2 separate regions of the Homo sapiens genome follow, and region 2 is linked to region 1. The links are chromatin loops, found by intact Hi-C in ENCODE. Cell type or tissue: endothelial cell of umbilical vein. All regions are shown on one strand.

What was found. Hi-C counts contacts between places; a loop is a spot of excess contacts. Peaks named below come from ENCODE experiments on the same cell type or tissue, not always from the same donor. Only the 100,000 strongest peaks of a DNase experiment are listed, where the experiment ranks them.
Region 2: a loop joins it to region 1, with 2.0 times the contacts of the local background. A loop is called at or near these places in 1 of 110 quality-filtered maps.

What each region holds. Positions count from the first base shown.
Region 1 is chr2:136,863,160-136,865,659 of GRCh38, forward strand. All of the region lies in intron 1 of THSD7B (thrombospondin type 1 domain containing 7B), which reads left to right. Among named protein-coding and RNA genes, the nearest start is that of THSD7B, 99 kb to the left of the region's middle. In endothelial cell of umbilical vein, no CTCF peak of the experiment used is centred here; a DNase peak (open chromatin) is centred at 942; H3K27ac peaks cover 348 bases.
Region 2 is chr2:137,183,760-137,186,259 of GRCh38, forward strand. The region is part of intron 7 of THSD7B (thrombospondin type 1 domain containing 7B); the gene reads left to right. Among named protein-coding and RNA genes, the nearest start is that of THSD7B, 420 kb to the left of the region's middle. In endothelial cell of umbilical vein, no CTCF peak of the experiment used is centred here; no DNase peak of the experiment used is centred here.

The sequences.
Region 1 (2,500 bases):
ACAGGTTACTTTGTTAATTAAATCTTTACTCATTGTATGCCCAGCCATTGGCGATTAGTTGGTAAGCATCCTGAAAGGTGATTCTGTGTGTATGTCCCCCTTGTTTTCACCGGAACCCAGCACTCCACCTGGTCTCTGCATTCTGCATTTGTCACTATTTGATGTTGGCAAGTTTTGAGATGAAATACAGTGCTGGAGGAGGAGCAGAACCTTGAGATTCTGTTCACTGTGATACTGAGATGTAATATCATGAAGTTAGGTGTGTCAGCTTTTCACAGCGCCCAAGGGGCCATCCAGATCCTTTTGCAGTAGAGTCTACAGCCATACCACCCGGAACACGCCTGATCTCATTAGGTCCTTTTGCACCAGAAATTAATCTACTACTGAATGAAATCAGCCGAAAGATGGCTGTCGCAGTGACTATCATTGTGATGGAATTTGGCCTCATTTCTCTGAATAGAAAGCCAATTGGAGCTGAGAATATTGAGAGAAGGAGATGTTGCAATGTATTTTGGTTGGCTTAGGGTCTTAGGAAGAGGGTTCCAGCCACAACTATTAGAGGTAGAAAAGCTGTGCAGAGAGGAGTAGATATTTCTGTGTTTGACTGTAAGCTTTCATTATTGAGCTTCAACAAAAACAAATCAAACTGATATTAACCTCTTACAAGGGACAAATCATTTACGTTTATTTTACTTTTCGTGATAAAAGATGTAAAAGTTATCCAGCAACGAGCCTTGGTGATTTACAGGACCGTGAAACCCAAGGGTCTGCTTCCTGCTTGGCTCCAGGCATTTCCATTAAAAGTTGATGGTGGCTCTGTGTTTAGATAAGCTTTGTGCTGCATGACGGAGGGAGAGGCATGTCCTGTCTTTGCTGCTTAGAGAGGAATGGCTACATAGGGAAACAACACTATTTTTAAAGTAGTCATTACAGTTTATTTTGCCGCAGATTATTTTCCTTCCTGGGAAAAACATTGTTTCACTGACAAATTGCCAAAATCCACACAGTTCAGTGAAGTGGCCTTGCTGAGTTGGCTTCCTCAAGCAGGCAGCAGATACTTATTAAGTGCTCAATATATGCTCCAAATTGTGCCACATTTGGTGTTGGGTACACACAGTGTGTTCTCTGGATTTTCTTTTTTGAAAAAAATCTGCAAAATTCAAGTAGTCTGAATTACACAGCCTGAATAAATGTTCTTGTTGAAGCTTGGAAAAGTAAGAGGACAAAGAAGAATAAAATCTCTCATATTTCTACCATGCAAATACAACGAACATTTTTAGTATATGTCTTCCAAAAATTTAATGTATGTATTTTTGCTCATAATTTTCATCAGCTATAATATTGAGTTACTTTTTAAACATATCATATTTCTTTTTTATCATTTTCTATATTTTCTTTTCTTTTTTTTTTTGAGACAGAGTCTCACTCTGTTGCCCAGGCTGGAGTGCAGTGGTGCGATCTCAGCTCACTGCAAGCTCCACCTCCCAGGTTCACATCATTCTCCTGCTTCAGCCCCCCGAGTAGCTGGGACCACAGGCTCCAGCCACCATGCCCGGCTAGTTTTTTGTACTTTTAGTAGAGATGGGGTTTCCCCATGTTAGCCAGGATGGTCTTGATCTCCTGACCTCATTATCCGCCCACCTTGGCCTCCCAAAGTGTTGGGATTACAGGCGTGAGCCACCGTGCCTGGCCTATTTTTATACTCTTGATAGCTGAGTAATATGGCTACATAATACTCCATGGAGAAGACATGACAAAATTATTTCATTATAATAGACACTTAGGTTGCTGCCTTTCTAATCAATATTACCATGTGTCTAATTAAAATTAATAATAAGTTCTGATATGAATTCTTTTGTGCACAGTTTGGATTATTTCTGTACTGGGTTATTACAGTACTGGATTATTTCTGGAGCAGTTGTTGCCCTGTCCAAATCCCCTTTACCTGGCCAGGTACTGTGAATGCTGGTTGCTCATGGATCACAGCCCTCTCCTTCCTAGAGAACTGCCCTTTGCCTCTTGGAGGCATGTCCAGAGAAAGGGGCCATTTTGGCTAAGGATGTGGGAAACCATGCTTCATAGAGAATGGTGGAGAGGGCTGGACATGTTTGGCTGAGAAGAGACAAGGCTTGGAGCTTCATTGCATTGGGAAAGATGAGACATACTTTAGCTATAATTACCAACAGAAGAGTTAAGATCAAAGGCTTTAGATTAAAAAAGGAGAGCACCTATTTCAATTTGAGATCCATGTCCTAATATTTGGACTGGGCTGCTTGGTGGGACATTGGATTAATTTTCTGTCATTGGAAATATTCAATTACTGCACAGGGTATTAGAGAAACTTTGAGCTATGGAGATCTCTTCCAACATTCTTCTGATTCCTTGATCCTTCAAATGTTTGTCTCAGTACTATCAATATGCTCTTCTATGTTTTAACATTAACTTCAACATTCATTTCTTCTTGTCCATGTGAGTTAGAAGATGCAAGAAAAGCTTGTCT
Region 2 (2,500 bases), 320 kb after region 1:
TGGATGTAGGCCTTTACATGCAATAGGAAAGAACATCTATGGAAAATCAATTTCTTTGTTGTGAAAAATGGCTCATTGTCATTTCTAACATTTTACTTTGGGCTGATTTCATTTTTAGTGTTCAAATTTGTTTATGTCATACAATAAGGATGAAAAATGCCTGTGTTCTCTAGCGGTTTTGATTAAAGATAATGGAACCTTCTGTTTATATACTACTTTCCACTTTCAAAATGCTTACTTTCACTTACATTATTTCATTTTACTCCTTATAACAGCCCTGCATGGTGGTCAGGCATTGGTGGTTCTCACAGTTCTGCAAGCTGGAAATCCAAGATCAAGGAAATAGCCAGGTTCAGTGTGTCTAGTGAGGAGTCCATCTCTCCTTCCAAGATGGTGCCTTTTTCCTGCATCTTCAGGAGAGAAGGGACACTGTGTCCTCGTATGGTGAAACGCAGAGGAGGGAAAAAGGGCTAAGCACTGTGAGAAACCTCTATTACAAGGGCCTTAGTCCCATGCAGGAGAGAGGAGCCCTCATAACAAAATCTCTTAATGGCCCCTCTTCTTAATATTATCACATTGGCCATTAAGTTTTAACTCATGAATTTTTGAGGGTACACATTCAAACCACAGCAGTGACTTACTCCCATTTTACAGCAGAGGAGATTGAAAATAAGGGAGGGTTAAGACATGCCTGTGATCACAAGACAAGTGTATTTACAAAGTCTGAGCTCCTGAATCCTAGGATTCTATGTGGAAACACAGTTGAGACAGCTACTATGAAATAATGAAATTTATATATCTAAAAATGTCTATCACTTATGCAATCTAGGGGAATTTTTTAAAATTCCACATGTACATATCCATATTCATATCAACTGTCTATATTTGTCTATATTGTCTATATGTCATATGTCTAAGTCTATATCTATATCTAGCTGCTTCTAACATTCTCATTCCTTAGACCAATATTTTGGGCAAGAGAAGAAAAGAAAGCCAGAGATCCAGAGGCAAGGCAAAAATAATAGAAAGCCCACTGTACTAGAAAACTATTCTTAAGGCATAGATGGGCCAAAACTAATTTGAAATTTGTTTGGAAGTGATAATAGGCATTTGGGAATATGAGGCTTCATTCTACTCTCCCAAAATGAAATTATTGGGAAAAGTTCTTTATTCTCTTTTGAATTATATATAGTTAGTTATAGTCACAGATGAATGACTTTTAGCTTTTTGTTTTGTTTTGTCATTCCCTCATTCTCTCAGGTATCACAACAAATAGTGGACAGCTACATTATGGAGAATAAAAATGGCATGCCTGATCAAAAGCTTTGGGTGGCCCCAAAAAGGAGCCCGAGAATTGGCAAACAGTTATCCAGAAGAGAATATATTTCATACAATAAAAGCAACATATTTATATAACTTATTAAAGAAAAAAATTTGTGTGGAGTCTCTAGCCACAGGGCTGACTGCAAAGTTATATCTCTAGTGCCTTTTTTTTTTCAACTTTTATTTTAGATTCTGGGGGTACATGTGCAGGTTTGTTACAAAGGTATATTGTGTGATGCTGATGTTTGGGGAACGATTGAATCCATCACCCAAGAAATGAGCATACTCCCCAATAGGTGGTTTTTCATCCATCCCTTGCCCCCTTTTATACTCTCCAGTATCTATTGTTCTCATATTTATGTTCATGTGTACTCATGTTTTAACTCCCACTGATAAGTGAGGATATGCAGTATTTGGTTTTCTGTTCCTGCTTTAGTTCACTTAGGATAATGGTCTCCAGAGCATCCATGTCACTGGAAAGGACATGATTTTGTCCTTTTATACGGCTGCATAGTATTCCATGATGTATACATACCGCATTTTTTAATGCAATCCACCTTTGATGGGCATCTAGGTTGATTCTATGTCTCTGCTATTGTGACTAGCTCTGCAGTGAACCTATGAGTTCATGTGTTTGTGGTAGAACAGTTTATTTTCCTTTGGCTATATACTCAGTAGTGAGATTGCAGGGTTGAATTGTGTTTCTGTTTTAAGTTCTTTGGGAAATCTCCAAACTGCTTTCCACAGGGACTGAACTCATTTACATTCCCACCAACAGTGTATAAGCATTCCCTTTTCTCTACGGCCTTGCCAGCATCTGTTGTTTTTTGACTTTTTAACAAAAGCCATTCTGACTAAGATGGTGTCTCATTGTGGTTTTGATTTGCATTTCTCTGATGATTAGTGATGTTGAGCATTTTTTCATGTTTGTTGTCCACTTGTATATCTTCTTTGGAGAAGTATCTGTTCATATCCTTTGCCTACTTTTTAGTGTGGTTATTTTGTTTTTGCTTGTTGATTTAAGTTCCTTGTTGATTTTGGATATTAGGCCTTTGTTGGATGCAGAGTTTGAAAATATTTCTTCCCATTCTATAGGATGTCTGTTTACTCCATCGATAGTTTTTCTTGCTGTGCAGAAGCTCTTTAATTTAATTAGGTTTCACTTGTCAATTTTTGT